Regions from separate parts of the Homo sapiens genome. Here region 2 is linked to region 1. A link is a loop called in an ENCODE intact Hi-C map of the cell type or tissue named here. Cell type or tissue: breast epithelium. All regions are shown on one strand. Each heading gives the region's core, and the rest is flanking DNA. Links, peaks and the distances in the headings are about the cores only. Region 1 overlaps ST6GALNAC1 (ST6 N-acetylgalactosaminide alpha-2,6-sialyltransferase 1). Region 2 overlaps MXRA7 (matrix remodeling associated 7).

Evidence for each region. Hi-C counts contacts between places; a loop is a spot of excess contacts. Peaks named below come from ENCODE experiments on the same cell type or tissue, not always from the same donor. Only the 100,000 strongest peaks of a DNase experiment are listed, where the experiment ranks them.
Region 2: a loop joins it to region 1, with 14 times the contacts of the local background. A loop is called at or near these places in 11 of 110 quality-filtered maps.

What each region holds. Positions count from the first base shown.
Region 1 is chr17:76,629,657-76,638,446 of GRCh38, forward strand. ST6GALNAC1 (ST6 N-acetylgalactosaminide alpha-2,6-sialyltransferase 1) reads right to left here. Exons shown (of 9, transcript NM_018414.5): 2 at 1-55. Among named protein-coding and RNA genes, the nearest start is that of ST6GALNAC1, 9.7 kb to the right of the region's middle. In breast epithelium, for the core only: no CTCF peak of the experiment used is centred there; no DNase peak of the experiment used is centred there.
Region 2 is chr17:76,689,977-76,700,645 of GRCh38, forward strand. The region is part of intron 1 of MXRA7 (matrix remodeling associated 7); the gene reads right to left. Among named protein-coding and RNA genes, the nearest start is that of MXRA7, 16 kb to the right of the region's middle. RefSeq lists enhancers at 7,177-7,730, 7,731-8,284, 8,285-8,837, 10,160-10,664, 10,665-10,669. In breast epithelium, for the core only: no CTCF peak of the experiment used is centred there; a DNase peak (open chromatin) is centred at 5,565; H3K4me3 peaks cover 779 bases; H3K27ac peaks cover 584 bases.

The DNA of each region.
Region 1 (8,790 bases), core at 4,226-6,725:
AGGCTTTGCCAGGGACTGTAGAGACCTTTCTTTAATGTTCTCTGTGCGTTGATGCCTAGGGACAGAGATAACCTTTGATGAAGGCTGAAGATTGTGGAAACAGGTCAGAAGCATAAGTAGTTTTTTGTTTTTTTTTTTTTTTTTGAGACACAGTCTTGCTCTGTCACCCAGGCTGGAGTGCAGTGGTACGATTTCAGCTCACTGCAACCTCCATCTCCTGGGTTCAAGTCATTCTCCTGCCCCACCCCCCTGAGTAGCTGAGATTACAGGCACCCGCCACCATGCCTGGCTAATTTTTGTATTTTTAGTAGAGATGGGGGTTTCACCATGCTGGCCAGGCTGGTCTTGAACTCCTGACCTGCCCAGTGATCCACCTGCCTCGGCCTCCCAAAGTGTTGGGATGACACGTGTGAGCCACCGTGCCTGGCCAGAAAATAGATTCAAACAAAAGCGGAATAGAATTTGAGATATGTACATAGGACATACAGGAGAGCATCTCATCCGACAAACGTTTACTAAATGTCTATTCTGTGCAGTGTGCTGTGCAGGCACTGGGAATACAAATTGGAATAAGACACAGACCTTGGACCTATGTGATACACGATTATTGTTATTCGAGGCAGGAAACAAAGGTCTTTGATCACTGGAGAAAGGCAGGGCCGGCCAAGGCAATATGGGAAGCAGGCTGATTACCTATGCAAGCCCTTCCTCCATTAAGGCCTCCTAGCCTGAGCTGCAGCTGACCCTGGGTGGTATTTCCAGCCTTTCTCAGCCTCAAAGCAACACATTTATTCAGGGTCTCCAGCGGGGGCACTCTCTATTCTGACCTTGAAACTGAAGCCTAAACTTCCCAAGGGTGTTAGGAAAGGGCTGACAGCTGACAGTTCTTCCTCCTTACCTCCCAGGGATCCTTCCTCCTTGAAACCCTTCTTTTTTTTTTTTTTTTTGAGACGGAGTCTGGCTCTGTCACCCAAGCTGGAGTGCAGTGGCGCGATCTTGGCTCACTGCACCCTCCATCTCCCTGGTTCAAGCAATTCCCCTGCCTCAGCCTTCCGAGTAGCTGGGATTACAGCGCATGCCACCACGCCTGGCTCTTTTTTTTTTTTGTATTTTTAGTAGAGATGGGGTTTCACCATGTTGGCCAGAATGGTCTTGATCTCTTGATCTCGTGATCTGCCCACCTTGGCCTCCCAAGGTGCTGGGATTTTACAGGCGTGAGCCACCGCGCCCAATTTTTTTTTTTTTTTTTTCTTTAAGAGACAGAGTCTTGCTCTGTCGCCCAGGTTGGAGTGCAGTGGCACAATCACAGCTCACTACAGCCTCAAACTCCTGGGCTCAAGCGATCCTGTGGCCTCAGCCTCTCGAGTAGCTGGGACTACAGGCATGCACCACCATGCCCAGCTAATCTCTGTGTGTGTGTGTGTGTGTGTGTGTGTGTGTGCACGCGTGCGCGAGCACTTGTGTGTGTTTAGAGACTGGATCTCACTCTGTTACCCAGGCTGGTCTCAAATTCCTCACCTCAAGTGATCCTCCACCCTTGGCCTCCCAGAATGTTGGTATTAAAGGCGTGAGCCACCGCGTCTGGCCTAAACACACACATTTTTAACTGGACTTGCATAGAAAATGCCTCTGCCTTTGTTATATGACTCAAAGAAGTAGCTTGGATGAGAGATATTTCTAACCAGAAAGGAGAGATGGGCCTCAGGACAGGGTTGGACTGAGATATGGAGCATCCCGAAAAGGCTAATGGGCTTCAAACCCTAATTCTTTCTGTATTTTTCATTTTCAACTAAGAAAAAGAAAAGGAAAAATTTATTATAAGAATAGAAAGTGTTTCAAGGAACCCAAGAGCAGGAAGTAGTTGAGCCTCTGGGGGGGCTTGGAACCAGGAATCGCTCTCTAAGGCTTTGTCTCTATCTCACCTCTCCCTCTGAATCAGCTTTCTTCTACTCTTTCTGTCTCTGCAGACAGGCCTCCTCTGCTCTCCAACCCACAGGCTGGTGGAAGATGGCCACCCCATAACACCTGTACTGGGGACTGTGGACTCCCTTTTCTCCCAATTTTTCACTCTAGCAGAAGACTGTGGCCCCCTTGGGTCCTATCTCCATCCCTTTCCAGGGGTCTCGGTCACATACTACATGACATTCTGGGGCCCACTCTGTGCATGGGAGGAGGACACTTTCAAGAGAAAGAGGGGGTTATTGGTTCATGAACTGGGAAGACACCCCCAAAATATCCATTCTGAAAGAATGCCACTCAACACAGAGTGAGAAACCTGAGTGAGTGAAGAACACATTCTTGATCAATTCATTCCACATTTGCCTAGTAGAAGGTCTGAGTGCTGTGTGGGTGTGTGTGAGGCTCACCACTCCCCTTGGTCTGACTACTCAGTGTAACCTCTAAGCTCACGTGGGCCATTCAGCAAAAACCAAGCTGTTCACCCGGTTTAACAAACAGCTCTTGTTACCCAGCAAAGCCTCTTGGTGGATTCACCCTGACCTCCACTTCCCAACCCCCAGCCTCAAGAAGCCTATGGAAACTTCCCTTCCAAACTCCGGCAGCCCTCGGCAGAGAGGAATTCTGCTGAATGACATTTTCCCTATCTCGAACATTTTCATGGATGTAGCTGCCTGGCTGGCAGGCACCTTAACTTGGCCGTGGCGGGGAGAGATGATGAGGCAGGGGTGGTTTTTGACATCACACATCTCAGGCCACACATAGCATGGACAGCTGGCCGTCTGCTTAGTGGCCACACTGACCCTGAAGAGGTAATGCACTCCTCTCTGGAACCCTGTCTAGCAGCAGGAATGGCGCAGTGACTCCTGGAAGGCCTATTCAACCGCAAATCTACAATTGATTGATGACTCCTTTAGGTTTTGCAGGAAGTCACAGCAATAATCCAGGTAGTGACAAAATTATGTAATTAAGTTTCATTTAATTCCCTATAATTAAATACACCTGTGATTGCTAGGGCTGTGGGTGTTGAGATAGACATTTCCTTATTCTCATGCACAGTATTTACTAAATGCTCAAATTGTATCCATATGCTGAGTGCCCCATATTCAACGCGTTCGGCCCTGTGTGGTCCTGACCCTGTGAGCTGGGCTGGGGTGTGGGAAGGCTTTCTTCTATTAATGACTTCTAGTCCAGAGGCACAGGCAAATTAATCATGGGTCATACCAAAACAAAAAGCGACTTAACTGCATAATTCTGATCTACTAGGGAAGTAAAAATATAAAATGTTGCACTTTAATAAATGAATTTATTGGCTGGGTGAGGTGGCTCATGCCTATAGAGCCAGCATTTTGGGAGGCCGAGGCGGGCAGATCACCTGAGGTCAGGAGTTCAAGACCAGCCTGGCCAACATGGCAAAACCCCGTCTCTACTAAAAATGCAAAAAAAATTAGTTTGGTGTGTTGGCACGCACCTGTAATCCCAGCTATTCCGGAGGCTGAGGCACGAGAGTTGCTCGAACCTGGGCGGCAGAGGTTGCAGTGAGCTGAGATAGCACTACTGCACTCCAGCCTGGGTGACAGAGCAAGACTCCATCTCAATTAAAAAATAATAATAATGGCCAGGCGTGGTGGCTCACGCCTGTAATCCCAGCACTTTGGGAGGCCGAGGTGGGTGGATCACCTGAGGTCGGGAGTTCGAGACCAGCCTGACCAGCATGGAGAAACCCCATCTCTACTAAAAATACAAAATTAGCCGGGCATGGTGGCACATGCCTGTAATCCCAGCTACTCGGGAGGCTGAGGCAGAAGAATCGCTTGAACCTGGAAGGCGGAGGTTGCGGTGAACCGAGATCGTGCCATTGCACTTCAGCCTGGGCAACAAGAGCGAAACTCCATCTCAAATAATAATAATAATTAAAAATCAATCAATCAATTTATCATGAACAAGAATCGCACAATAAAAGAAACAGGAAAATAGTTATCTGGCAACATCCTCCCTCTCTGTATATATATATTTTCTTTTTTTTTGAGACTGAGTCTCTGTTGTCTAGGCTGGTGGCACGTTCACAGCTCATTGCAGCCTCGACCTCCCGGGCTCAAACGAGTCTCCTGCCTTGGCCTCCTGAGTAGCTGGGACTACAGGTGCATGTGCCCCCAGGCCCAGCTGCCTTCTATATTCTTCAGTGTACATCACCAAGGGGAACCTGGAAGTGAAGAAATGGCAAAAGGTTCAAAGTTCGTTTATGCCTGCAGCCATGAAACACCTATTGGCCAGAGAGCGGTATTTTCCAAGAATACAGTACGAGAGATAACACAGGAATGTTGAAGTTGACTAGGATATTGAAGAGGCTGAAACTGAATTTTGAAAAAATACCCCAAGGAAAGGTCACTCACTAACAAAGCCAGTATGAGTAGAAGATTATTTTATGGAGGAGGATAAGAAAAGAGCTGAAAAGACTCCTTTGATTCGCTAAATAATTTTGCACCTGGGCTCCCGCCTTCTATGGCATGGAGAGCGAGCGGAAGTGGCTGCAGGTGAGTTGCGCCTGGTATGTGGGAATGGCTGGTCACACAGAATCGCCTCTACTTACGTCCTTAAGTCCTGGGCTCTTTCTCAGTCCCCACCATCAACTTTGCCCTCATTTTATCTCAGGCCCCCTGGCTGGGTGAGCTTTCCTCTTCCAGGTTACATGTTTGGTTCCCACAGCTTTGATGCTGCTTCTCCTTGAAAGGAGGACAAACTAACACTTCGCTCTGCCCTGTGTCCCTCTCCACTCCCTGCTGTGGAGCTCTCTACCTTGAACTGCTCCTGCCTCCTGTGCCCCACATTGTTAGCTGGGCCTGGAGTTCCCAAGACCCCCTTGGTGTCCACGAGGGCTATTCCAGCCTCCTTTTGGTATTTGATCAGTTCTTCGGGGTCTCCTGTCTTATGTGAGATAGAAACCAGCCATTCTGCTTTTTCTTTTCCAACTCTAAAGTTGGCCAGGCGTGGTGCCTCACGCCTGTAATCCCAGCACTTTGGGAGGCCGGGGGTGGGGGTGGGGGGTGGATCACCTGAGGTCAGGAGTTCGAGACCAGCCTGGCCAACATGGTGAAACCCCATCTCTATTAAAAATACAAAAATTAGCTGGGCATGGTGGTGCATGCCTGTAATCCCAGCTACTTGGGAGGCTGAGGCAGGAGAATCGCTTGAACTCGGGAGGCAGAGGTTGCAGTGAGCTGAGATCGTACCACTGCACTCCAGCCTGAGTGATACAGCAAGACTCTGTCTCAAAAAAAACAAAAACAAAAAACAAACTCCAAAGTTTATCTTCCTTGGAAAATCCTGAAAGTTTTCTAAAAGTGAATGAATGCTTTATTTTTACGACTTTACTTTGACTTTAGATGTGTCTATACGCTGCTTCCATGACTAAAAGCTGTATGATTGCCTTAATTATCTTTGTATGCTGGAAAAAAATGGCAGAAATCCATTTTCTCTTGTTATTCTGAGTGTTCTTTTCTCAAATCAAAGCCTGTGTGGTGGTTTTCAGCCACCTCAATCTTAGTGGGGAGATTCTAGTGGGGATGTTATTATGTTCTGGGACTCGAGAGAAAACAGAAGGAAAATGAGTCAGTTGCTGCTCATCATACTTCAGTGGCTGGATACAGCTTCCAGAGCTCCCCCTGAACAGACAGGTCCCCAGCATTCTCAGAGATGCCCTTCGCCTAGCTGAATTCACTGTGGGCCAGAATGCCAGTCAGCTGGTTTGAAAGTTAGATGTCCTACGCCTGTAATCCCAGCACTTTGGGAGGCTGAAGCAGGCGGATCACTTGAGGTCAGGAATTCGAGACCAGCCTGGCCAACATGGCGAAACCCTGTCTCTACTAAAAATACAAACGGCTGGGTGTGGTGGTGCACGCCTGTAATCCCAGCTACTCTGGAGGCTGAGGCAGGAGAATTGTTTGAGCCTGCGAGGTGGAGGTTGCAGTGAGCAGGGATCGCATCACTGCACTCCAGTCTGGGCAGCAAAGAGAGACTCTGTCTCAAAACAACAACAACAATAACAACAACAAACCAACTAAATGAGACATCTTATGGAAAGTTCTACGAGAACTTGACAACACAATGCAATGTTTATTCTGCAATATTCATTGAGTAGCCATGACATGACAGGCATTCAGAGGTATCTGCTAGAGATTAAAGATAAAAAAAGCAATGGTCACTGGTTTTAAGAGGCTCACAGTCTATAAGAGAAACAGACATGAGTATAAGCAGCTGCCTTAAAGTGTCATCGGTATGATATTAGTCATACGTGTGCGAGGCAGTGGTGACAGCCTAGGGAGGCAGTTCTGCTCGGGGGGATACTTTGGTATGTAGGGGTTACCTAAGCTGAGTCTTTTTCTCCTGAGTCTTCAGAAGTGAACTTTTATGAATTATTTTTATTTTTATAAAAGCAATGTGTGCTTATTACGGAAAAAGCAGAAACTGCCTTAAAACATGAAAGGATAGCAACCTCCTATTATCCCAGTCCCTTCAAAGAATCTACTGTTAGTACCTCAGGGCATGAACAGCCGCATCCCTTTTCTACGCCTGTCATGCTTTTGAATACAATTATATACTATTTTGAAATGTTATTTGTTTCCCTCTCCACCCCACCCCCATACCTCCAGCAGTTAAGATTTGGTTTCATGTTCAAGATGTAGTGAAACAGATCAATCTTGGAGAAGTTATGAGGGGGAAGGACTTTACTACTTCTTACCATCATTGTCCTTCCCCTGGAAAGATCCTTTACTCTGGTGGGTGGCGGAAATGAGAGAAGGAGGGATCTGTGAGTTCCAAGGTCAGAGGACCCTGCTTCCTGGCAGTGTTCCAAAGGTCTAACAAGACCCCTGGAAAAAAAAAGAATCCTGAGCCTAGGAAGACAGGACCACAGACAGTGTCAGAAAAGTCTCACACGGAGCTGAGATCACGCCACTGCACTCCAGCCTGGATGGCAAAACGAGACTCCGTTTCAAAAAAAGAAAAGTCCTCCCGCCCGGCCAGCCTCCCCGTCCGGGAGGTGGGGGTAGCCCCCACCCAGCCGCCGCCCCGTCTGGGAGGTCGGGGGCGCCTCTGACCGCCGCCCCGTCTGGGAAGTGAGGAGCCCCTCTGCCCGGCCGCCACCCCATCTGGGAGGTGTACCCAACAGCTCATTGAGAACGGGCCATGATGACGATGGCGGTTTTGTCGAATAGAAAAGGGGGAAATGTGGGGAAAAGAAAGAGAGATCAGATTGTTACTGTGTCTGTGTAGAAAGAAGTAGACATAGGAGACTCCATTTTGTTCTGTACTAAGAAAAATTCTTCTGCCTTGGGATCCTGTTGATCTATGACCTTACCCCCAACCCCGTGCTCTCTGAAACATGTGCTGTGTCCACTCAGGGTTGAATGGATTAAGGGCGGTGCAAGATGTGCTTTGTTAAACAGATGCTTGAAGGCAGCATGCTCGTTAAGAGTCATCACCACTCCCTAATCTCAAGTTCCCAGGGACACAAACACTGCGGAAGGCCGCAGGGCCCTCTGCCTAGGAAAACCAGAGACCTTTGTTCACATGTTTATCTGCTGACCTTCCCTCCACTATTGTCCTATGACCCTGCCAAATCCCCCTCTCCGAGAAACACCCAAGAATGATCAATAAATACTAAAAAAAAAAAAAAAAAAAAAAAAAGATTCCCATCACACCCTAAACCTAAAAGGTTTAGGATAAATAAAGATGTGAATTAAAAAAAAAAAAAAAAGACATAGAACAGTCACCACAAGGGTCCCTCATGTTGTCCTTTTATAGCCACAGCCACTTTCTTCCTACACCACCCCCTCCTCAACCCCTAGAAACACCACTCATCTGTTCTGTATTTTTATAATTTTATCATTTCAAGAATGTTATTTGAATGCAATCATACAATTATGTAAGCTTTTGGTACTGGCTTTTCAAAAAAACAGAACAAAAAAAACCCAAAAAAAGTCTCTCACACATAAGCCAGGTGGACCTGAAAGAGCCAAGGGGCAGGAACAATGGCTGTTTCAGCAGCTACTCAATAGCGAAGGGTCAGCGTCCCACTCCCATGCCTTGGCACCGCATCAGATGTCCTGGAGCCCTTGATACCATCCTGCAGAGGGGCAAGAAGAGCTGAGATTAAGTTTTCCTGAAGCTTGGTGGATGGGAGTTCAGAATCAGAAATCAGGAGGTGATAGAAAATAAAGTTCTGTTCTTTTCTTTTTGGACACAGAGTCTCACTCTGTCGTCCAGGCTAGAGTGCAGTGGCATGATCTCGGCTCACTGGAAGCCAGTGCCCAGGTTCAAGCGATTCTTGTGCCTCAACCCCCTGAGTAGCTGGGATTACATGCATGTGCCACCGTGCCCGGCTAATTTTCATATTTTTAGTAGAGATGGAATTTTGCCATGCTGGCCAGGCTGGAGAACATAAAGTGACAACAAGAAAATGACAAACAGAACCCATAGGTCTGTTTTTACAGCTCACTCTTTTTTTTTTTTTTTTTTAATGGAACGCTTTACGAATTTGCACGTCATCCTTGTGCAGGGGCCATGCTACACAGCTCACTCTTAATTACCATCTCTAAAGCTAAAACAAGCATAGATCTTCCAAAACATATTTATACCAGACTATGGAAGCCAAGCAGAGACATAGTCTTAGATGACATCTACACATCACTGAACAAATGATGCACGTGGGTGCGTCTTAAGATGATATGAGAGATGGCCCGATGGGTTTGAAATCATAGAATTGTATTTTTTATTTTTTTTTTGAGACAGAGTCTTGCTGTGTCACCCAGGCTGGAGTGCAGTAGAGCAATCTTA
Region 2 (10,669 bases), core at 4,158-6,657, 60 kb after region 1:
CTCCAGCCTAGTGACACAGCAAGACTGCATCTTAAAAAAAGAAAAAAAAAAAAAAAGGAGGCGTTGATAGGTGCTGACATGAAAAGTACATCAAGATAAATCGAGGGAAAAATGCAAGCAGCAGCCCCACGTGAGCAGCGCAGTCATCTTGCTGTAAATGGCAAAGTGGAAATGCACGCATGTGCTCGAAAATGCAGAGAAAAGGTTTGTTTTTTGGAAGGGCCCACGAGAAACTGTCAGCAGTGGCTACCTCTTGGGAAAGGAGCTTGGGGGGCAGCTTTTCCTTTCCGTCTTATAGAGTTCAGTATAATTTGGACTTTCCATTAATATGCATGAATGACTAAATATATTTTTTAAATGCTAATGGTGTCTTTGGACAGTCAGATCCAAAGACCCCATTTTTTCTTTATTTATTTTCTTATATATTCTAAAAAAGAAAAAAAAAGTAAGAGGCCAGGTGTGGTGGCTCATGCCTGCAATCTCAGCACTTTGGGAGGCTGAGGTGGGAGGGCTGCTTGAGCCCAGAAGTTCAAGACCAGCCTGGCAACATAGTGCACACCTCGCCTCTACTGAAAATTTAAAAATTAGCTGTGCATGGTGGCACGCACCTGTGATCCCACCTACTTAGAAGGCTGAGGCAGAAGGATCACTTGGAAAAAAAAAAGTAGAAAGAATGTAACATCCTAAATATATATATATTTGGTTTCGGCCCCCAGTTCTTGACACAGTTTTTATTTTGTTTGTTTTTTGAGACAGGATCTTGCTCTGTTGCCCAGACTGGAGTGCAGTGGTGCAATCACGGCTCACTGCAGTCTTGACCTCCAGGGCTCAAGCGATCCTCCTGCCTCAGCCTCTGGAATAGCTGGGATCACAGGTGCATGCCACCATGCCCAGCCCTGACACTGAGCTCCTAAGTCCCTTGAATTTCCTAAGTTACAGGGGTGCTAGCAGCATGTTTTGTTCTAACATTTGGTTTTGATCCCAGTCCCTGGCACAGAGCTCCTAAGTCCGTTGGAATTTCCCGGGTGACAGGAGTGTCTTTTGTTCTAATGAGGTAACTCCTGGGTGGGCTGATCACCAGAGAGATCAAGCTGCAATGAGGAGCTTGGAACTTTCAGCCCCACCACCCCCCAGCTTCCTCCAGAGACTGGAGAGGAGCTGGAGATTGAGTTAAGAATCGATGACGCCTATGTGATGAGGCCTCCGTCAACATCCCGATAGGGTTTGGAGAGCTTCCAGGCTGCTGAATGCATTCCCGTGCGCAGGGGGTAGCGTACCCCAACTCCATGGGGACGGAAGCTCCTGCATTCAGGACCCTACTGGACCTTACTCTACTTAGGTACCTCCATCTGGCTGTTCATCTGTAGCCTTTATCACTTCCTTTCTAATAAACCAGTTAACATAAGTGCTTCCCTGAGCTCCGTAAGACGCTGTAGCAAATTACTCAACTTGAGGAGGGGTTCATGGAACCCTTGATTTGTAGGCAAGTAGGACCAAAGTGTGGGGAACGAGGGGACCTGATACTTGTGATTGGCCCCTGAAGTAGGGGGCAGTCTGTGGGACTGGGCCCTAACCTGTGGGGTCTGCACTGATTCCAGGCAGTTAATGTCAGAGTTGAACGGGAGGACACCCACTTGGTGTCTGGGTGGCTGGAGAAGGTGTTGGTTGCAGGGGTGGGGCTGGCTGCATATTTGGTATCAGAAGTGAAGGGTTCTGTGGAGTGTTGTGTGCATGGACAGAAAAACAGTTGGTTTTTCTCATGGTTGATGTCTCTCTTTAATGACAGGCAAACAGTCACTGACCTATTCAGGGCACGGCCCCGGAACTAAGCCCAATATCAAGAATAGACAGGAGGCCAGTTCTCCTATTATGTGCAAAGGACACAAAGATTAAATGAAAAACAACAGCAACAATGAGCACAGTCCCTGCCTTACGGAGCTCGTGGTCCAGTAGGAAAGACAAACAAATAATTGCACTCCAGGGCGAGGAGTCCATGAGCCAGGGCAGATCCGTATCCCCAAAGGACCCAGTATCAGCTGACGTGCCCAAGCCCTCCTGAGCACAGAGAGGCTGGTACACATTTAGATTCTGGGCCAGGCACAGTGGCTCACACCTGTAATCACAGCACATTGGGAGGCCGAGGCAGGTGCGTCGCTTGAGCCCAAGAGGTTGAGGCTGTAGTAAGCCATGGGGGTGCCACTGCATTCCAGCCTGGGCAAGAGTAAGACCCTGTCACCAAAAGAAAAAAAAAATTGTACTTGACTTTGGAAGTCTGATTTTTTCTTTTTTTTTTTTTGAGACAGTTTCACTCTTGTTGCCCAGGTTGGAGTGCAATGGTACGATCTTGCCTCACTGCAGCCTCCACCTCCCAGGTTCAAGCGACTCTCCTGCCTCAGCCTCCCGAGTAGCTGGGACTATGGGCATGTGCCACCACACCTGGCTAATTTTGTATTTTTAGTAGAGATGGGGTTTCTCCATGTTGGTCAGGCTGGTCTCGAACTCCCGACCTCAGGTGATCCGCCCGTCTCGGCCTCCCAAACTGCTGGGATTACAGGTGTGGGCCACCGCGCCCGGCCTGGAAGTCTGATTTTTAAAAAGCTGTGGTCATGACCCATTGATGGGTCAGGAAAGCAAATGAGAAGGCCTTACTAGTATTGTTAAAAAAAAAAAAAAATGGGCGACCAAAGTCTTGGTGAAGTTTGAGGCTTTAATAACTTCAGAAGTATAGATACTACAAATGTACCAAAAAATGACATTTGAAAGGTTATTTACATTTAAAATACCTTGATATCTCTCACTCAGATTCTTACAGTACCCCCTCTAGTGCTATACATGGCTCTAGTTGTTCAAACTTCGAAAAACCTTTTATCGACTGTTGGTCAGTGACGGGAAAAGATTGCACTGGTGATTCCAGCTTCACCAGGTTCCAAAGAACTGGATTTTGTGCACACGTGACCTCAAGGGAGGTCAATTCAGCCCAGGAAAGGGGTCCTTTGCCTGCCTGTCCCTCCAGACACTAGCACATGCGGAGAATTAAAATGAAAAAATCTAGCACTTGACTGTCAGGAAACTAAGTGGAAAAGAAATTTAAATAAGTAAATATTCAACTGATGTTTTGTAGGTTTGTACATTTAAACATCTGAAGTTATTTATTAAAACTGCACTAAGACTCTGGGGACACCCCTGTATCCCAGAATGAAATAAAAGACAAGGCTGGGCGCGGTGGCTCATGCCTGTAATCCCAGCACTTTGGGAGGCCGAGGCGGATGGATCACGAGGTCATTAGTTCGAGACCAGTCTGGCCAACATGGGGAAATCCCGTCTCTACTAAAAATACAAAAATTAGTTGGGTGTGGTGGTGCACGACTGCTTCAGCTACTTGGGAGGCTGAGGCAGGAGAATCGTTGGACCCTGGGAGGCGGAAGTTGCAATGAGCTGAGATCACGCCACTGCAATCCAGCCTGGGCAACAGACTGGATTTTTTTTTGAGATCTGTCTCAAAAAAAAAAAAAAAAAAGAAAAAGAAATTAAAGACAAACAGTGTTTTGTGTGTGGTAGAGTTAGATACTGGTTTATAAAACTTCTGGGGCCAGGTGAGGTGGCTCACGCCTGTAATCCCAGCACTTTGGGAGGCTGAGGCAAGTGGACTGCTTGAGCCCAGGAGTTTGAGACCGCCCTGGGCAACATGTCAAACCTCATTTCTACAAAAAAATTACAAAAATTAGCTGGGCATGGTGGGATGTGCCTGTAGTCCCAGCTGAGGCTGAGGTGGGAGGATCACTTGAGCCCAGGAGGTCAAGGCTGCAGTGAGCCGAGATCACACCACTACACTCCAGCCTAGGTGAAAGAGTGAAAGCCTGTCTCAAACAAAAGAAAACAAAACAACAACACAACAAAAAACTTCTGGTGTAGCTGTGTGACTTTATATACAGGATGTAATTTAAAATTTCTTTCTTATTGTGACACCTAATTAAAAAAAGCTTGAAAACACTGCTCAATTGGCCATTTATTTTGTTGTCTGTGCAGAAATCCCCTGTTCTTTTGGAAGTTGTCCCTTGAATCCCGTGGCCCCAGTTGGGGCGGTCAAACCCTCCCCCTTCCATCTACTTATCTGGATGGGCGGGGGCATAGGCCCAGGAGCCCAATTTCTGCTTGGGGGACAAGGACCCTCTGGGACCAGAGCAGTGAGCTGCCTAGAGTGGGCCCGGGTGGAGAGACTCGTTGGAGAGCCCCCTCCCCTACCATGTGCTTGTCCTGAGGCCATTCCACCCTGCCTTTCCCTGCCTGAGAACCGCTCCATTCCAACTCCCACAGCCCCTGGACCACGGTGTCCGCCATCCACTGACACCTCTCCTGTCCACCACTCACCACACTCAGACTTTGCAGGCCAAGAACATCTCAAATTTGCCTGCATCAAATCTCAGCTCTGCTGAAGTCAAGGGTTGGATAGCCATGGAATGTTTTTTTGAGTGGTTATCAAACTGCACCTCATAGAGGCATCCCAGGGCCTCACACCTGGGCTTCTACTGGAAATAACATCCTCACTTTTATCTGGGTAACTTGTTAGGCTTTTAAAGAATATACTAATAATAATTGAATGAATTCCAATTATTATTATTGTTATTATTGAGACAGGGTCTTACTGTCACCCAGGCTGTTGGTAGAGTGATGCGATCTCGGCTCACTGCATCCTTGCCCTTCCAGGCTCCGTCAATCCTCCTACCACAGCTTCCCTAGTACCTGGGACTACAGACATGGGCCACGAGGCTTGGCTAATTTGTGTATTTTTGGTATAGATGAGGTTTTGCCATGTTGCCCAGGCTGGGCTTGAACTCCTGGGCCCAAGGGATCTGCCTGCCTCAGCCTCCCTGCTTCTGGCTGTGGTGTTTTACTTTTTTAAAAAATAACGGGGGCCGGGGGCCTGTAATCCCAGCACTTTGGGAGGCTGAGGTGGGTGGATCACCTGAGGTCAGCAGTTCGAGACCAGCCTGGACAACATAGTGAAACCCTGGGTCTACTAAAAAATAAAAAAAATTAGCTGGGCATGGTGGCAGGCACCTGTAATCCCAGCTACTTGGGAGGCTGAGTCAGGAGAATCGCTTGAACCCGGGAGGTGGGGGTTGCAGTGAGCCAAGATCAAGCCATTGCACTCCAGCCTGGGCAACAAGAGCGAAACTCCGTCTCAAAAACAAAACAAAACAAAATAAAACAATAAAACCACCAGTGTTGACTGCATTTTGCCCTGATTTTATAAAAGTGTGGACACAACAGAAAAGTGAAAGTGCTGACTCCAGTAGTAAGAAGTGCCGGTTTCAGACACAGTGCAATGGAGACAAAGACACAAACCCTTCTGCAAGGGGTGGCTCTTTAGCTTCAGGTGTGTGTGTGTGTGTGTGTGTGTGCAACGGGATGGGAAGGGATAAAGCAAAACCTTGTGCGAAATACCAGAGCTCCATCGTCTAAGGCTGTGCTCAACAGAGAGCTGGCACTAAGGATTTTACCTTCGTGCCTCCCTCATAGCACGCCCATCTTTCCTTCCGCTTTGGCACAATCAAATTTGCAGCTATGTTTTCAGGAGTGTGCACGGTGGGGGCCTGGAGGAAAGGGAGCTCAGCTGTGTCTGCAGGGAGCAAAGAAGGCCTCAGAGTGGATGAGAAAGCCACGCTGGGTCCGAGATGGGCTTGCCAGGCAGATGTAGAGAGAAGGGCATCTGGGCAGAGTGCACAGCCCATGTAAAGGCATGGAGGCACGGAACACCTCGGCTCTTCCAGTGGCTCTACAGACTTGGGTATGATTGCAGGGTGGGTGTGACACAGTCAGAAATAGTGTGCAGAGGCTGGGTGTTGTGGCTTATGCCTGTAATCCCAGCACTTTGGGAGGTTAAGGCAGGTGGATCATTTGAGGCCAGGAGTTCAAGACCAGCTTGGCCAACACGGTGAGACCCCCTCTCTACTAAAAAAATACAAAAATTAGCTAGGTGTGGTGGCGGGTGCCTGTAATCCCAGCTACTTGGGAGGCTGAGGGAGGAGAATCTCTTGAACCCAGGAGGCGGAGGTTGCAGTAAGCCGAGATCGCACCACTGCACTCCAGCCTGGGTGACAGAGCGTGACTCTATCTCAAAAAGAAAAAAAGAAAGAAAGAAACAGTGTGCAGAAATGCAGGGTCTGCAACCACAGAGATCATATACAGGACACTAAAGCGTTTGGTTTCATTCCTCAGGAAGTGAGAAGCCACCTGAAACTTTCAAACAGGGATAAACAAGGCTGGGCGCGGTGGCTCACACCTGTAATGCCAGTACTTTGGGAGGCCATGGTGGGAGGGCTGCTTGATGCCAGGGGTTTGAGACCAACCTGGGCAATGAAGTGAGACCCCCATCTCTATAAAAAATTAACAAATTAGCCGGGGGTGGTGGCATGTGCTTGTAGCCCCAGATACTTCGGAGGCTGAGGTGGGAGGATCGCTTGAGTCCAGGAGTTTGAGGCTGCAGTGAGCTATGATGATGTTACTGTACTCCAACTGAGTGACAGTGGGAGACCCTGCCTCTAAAAAAATAAATAAAAATAAAAAATAAACAGGTGTCAATACAAATTTTTTAAACGAAAAAAATAAACACGGACAAACAGAGTGAGAGCTGCACTTGGGAGGCTGAGGTGGGAGGATTGCAATGGGGCAAGAGAAGAGGCAGGAGGAACTATGAGAAGAGGGTACAGAGCTCAGGGGAGAGATGATAAAGGCCCAAACTGCGATGCTAAAGGCACCTGGCCTTCAGCTCAGCGTTGAATGAATCCGTGAAGGTGCGGCCAGCCAAAGGCAATCTCTCCAGGGTCTCATGGTCTGAGTCCTCCCCACCATCAGGCAGCTGTGCCATGGTGGGTGCGACCAGGATCATTTCCTGGAGGCGGCACGAACCCAACAGAGTACGCAGCTGATTCTTCCTGAGGTCTCAAAGGAAACGGAACAGAGCAGCTGCTCGAGCGCTGACTCAAACCTCACCCAAGGCCATCATCACCGCGGAGTTCCTGTCCATGCCCTTGGTCCCAGGAGTGTTCAGGCTACTCGGCTCATGGGCTGAACTGTGTTCCACGCCCCAATTCATATGCTGAAGCCTTGGCCCCAACTACCTCTCAGCCTGACTCTATTTGGAAACAGGGCCTTTAAAGAGGTGATTAAGTTAAAATGAAGCCATTAGGGTGGGCCCTAACCCAAGGACTGCTGTCCTTATAAGAGGAAACTCGGACACACACAGAGACATGAGAGTTGTGAGTGCACAGAGGAAAGACCATGTGAGGAGGCGGAGAAGGCGGCCAACTGCAAGCCAGCGAGACAGGGCTTAGGAGGACCCGAACCTGCGGACACCCTGAACTTGGCCCTCCAGTCTGCAGAACTCTGGGAAAAGAAACGTCTGTTGCTGAAGGTGCCCGGTCTGTGGTGTTTTGTTATAGCAGCCCTGGCAAATGAATACATCATGTTTCTGATGAAAGTCAATCAATTTCATGGAAACAGTGAATTGAGACAGGCAGCTGGCGTCACCCTGGCTGGTCCCCAGGGCAGGCTGGGCTGAGCCCAAGCTCCATCACTTCACTGATCAGAGTCTCAGCATTTTATGACTGAATAGAGACCACATTTTAATGTCATGTTCTGGGATAATTTTCTAATTCAGCTTTTCCCTCCAATGGAGGAGGTGGAGGCGGGAGGGGGAAGGCAAACGGGACGTGCCTCCTGACAGCCTCCCCAGTGCTAGGAGCCTAGGACCAGGGTGCCCCGGAGGCCAAGCTGAGGGGCCCGGCCAGGCTGCAGTAGCTGGGAGACACAGTGAACCAAGCTCACGCCCTGCAGGCTGCACGCTGCCATTTATGGCTGCCCTGGCTGATTCAAGCTAATTCAAGCGTGATGCAAAGTGCTGAAGTCGGGAGAGGGAGAGAGGGGAGGGGAGAGAAGAGAGGGATAGATAAGGCGGGGGGAGGGGAGAGAGAGAGAACACTAACAGAGGGAGAGAGAGTGATAGAGACAGATTTCTGCCTGCGTGTCTGCTGCCCAAGGAGATGGTTCTGCTGTGGGGCAGTGCAAAGAAGGTCTCTTGTGGCCCTGTGGCCACCAGAGCTGCCGCATGCTGTGACTGCACCAATCCCACTGGCTAATCCAGAATGACTTTAGAGGACAGCGGCTCCAGGAGGCAGGCCGTTCCTAACTCCCAAGGGGACACCTGTCCCTCCCCTGCCTGCAGCAGGCAAGGATGGAGATAACAGGAAGGCGACAAGGGGCCTGCCCAGGCCCCCCAACCCCAGAATGGGCCGGGCCCAGGGCTGCCTCCACAGTGCCTGACAATGCTCTCACTCCTTCCAGAAGGACTCCATTAGCCAATCAGCTGCTCATCTTTTGCAATGGGCGGGGGGGGAGCAGCAAAGCCCAGCTGGCGCCAGCTCCGGGGGCTTGGTGGTGGGCAGGGAGGGCAGGCTGGGGCAGGGGTCACCTCTGTTCCTCCATACCCGGCAAAACAACTCAGCCATCTCCCCCTCCAAACTACAGCTCCAGGCTGGGGACACGCAGGCTCCACTCTCTAAATCCGTATTTGCAACTGGATGAGGCATGTCCCAGGAACTTCTGTCCAGAACCTAGTAACCCAAGTCTCAAACTGTCCCCCTCTCACTTGTCCAGTTTTTCTTGGCAGCCACAGCATCTCTGACACCTTAACATGGCCTGGGAATGTTGATTCCAACCTGACTTCCTTCCTTTCTGTTTTTTTTTTTTTTTTTTTTTTTTTTTGAGATAAGAGTCTTGCTCTGTTGCCCAGGCTGGGATGCAATGGTGGGATCTCTGCTCACTGCAACCTCCGCCTCCCGGGTTCAAGAGATTCTTCTGCCTCAGCCTCCCGAGTAGCTGGAATTACATGTGCATGCCAGCATCCCCGGCTAATTTTTGTATTTTTAGTAGACAGGGTTTCACCATGTTGGCCAGGCTGGTCTTGAACTCCTGACTTCAAGTGATCCGCCCACCTCAGCCTCCCAAAGTGCTGGGATTACAGGCGTGAGTCACCGCGCCCAGCCCTGACTTCCTTTCTATTCTGAATTCTAGAGTCTCCCCTTCACTCCAACAGGCTTCTGGCTTCACCCCTTTGTTCTCCTGCTACAACCATTCAATGCCTTCAGGTGGCACCTACATCTGCTCTCCTCCAATTCATCCTTTTTGGGGAGACGGACTCATTCTGTAGCCCAGGCTGGAGTGCAGTGGTGCAATCATGGCTCACTGCAGCCTCAACCTCCCTGGGCTTAAGCAACCCTCCCCCCTCAGCCTCCTAAGTAGCTGGGATCACAGGAGTGTGCCACAACACCCAGCTAGTTTTCTTATTTTTTGTAGAGATTGGGTCTCACTATGTTGCTCAGAGTGGTCTCAAACTCCTGGGGTCAAGCCATTCTCCTGCCTCAACTTCCCAAAGTGCTGGGATTACAGGCAGAAGCCACCACACCCAGCCCTCATCCAGCTTTAAGAACATCTTCAAATGCCAACTTCATAATGTGTTTCCTGCTCAAAACCCATGCCACCTGCCTACATTGCCTGACCTTGTTCAATTTCAATAATCTCTGTTTCTCCAAGTTCTACTTCCAGATTCTCCTGCCATCAGATTGGGTGAGGTCTCTCTCCTCGATGGCTAAGAACCGAGGGTGCCACTGGGTAGGGGTGGTGGGCTGGGACTTGGGGTGCTCTTTGCACCATGGCCTCAGGAATGTGATCTGTCCTTCCACATTCACCTCTGCACACACCCCTCTCCTTCCTCTGTCTGGGCAGGGGTCCCCCAGGGTCATAGGACCTGATTTGGAGGCCCTTTAATTCTACCCTAGGTTTGCAGAGACTGCTGCAAGGAGGAGGGGACAGAGTAAAAGGGGCCTAGACTGCCACCCAGAGCAGCTCTGTTTTTGCTTTATGTCCTGGGCTTCCATAAGACACTGAAGAGGCAAGAAGGGATCCAGTGTTTTATTATTATCATTTTTTATTTATTTACTTTTGAGACTGGGTCTCACTCTGTCACCCAGGTTGGAGTGCAGTGGCACAATCTCGGCTCACTGCAACCTCCACCTCCTGGGTTCAAGCGATTCTCCTGCCTCAGCCTCCCAAGTAGCTGATTAGTCCCAAGTAGGGATTACAGGCATGCGCCACCACACCTGGCTTTTTGTATTTTTAGTACAGACTGGGTTTTGCCACGTTGGCCAGGCTGGTCTCGAACTCCTGACCTCAGGTGATCTGCTCGCCTCAGCCTCCCAAAGTGCTGGGATTACAGGCGTGAGCCACCGGACACAGCCAGGATCCAGTGTTTTAGAAAATGTTAGAAAACCACTGATCTAGTGTGGCTTCCGCCTAAGGAAAAACAGTCGCTGATGGAAACTTGGATGAACTGCTGGTATCCCGTCTCTGTCTGAACGCTTCTGGCACAGGAAACTCACTACCTTACAGAGCAGTCTTCCTCTCTGGGGCATAACATAACAGCACGAGGGCAAGAACTGCAGGCGGCTGTGCAGGGCGCTGGGCTACAGGCCTGGGCAGGGACAGAAACAAGATACCTTCCTGCTGCCCCAGGTGGGAGACAAAGAGACAGGACCTGCCTCTAGGCAGGAGCCCACAGCGATTTCTGTTCTTTCTTTTTGTGGCATTGTGGCGTATTTATTCAACAGGTGCC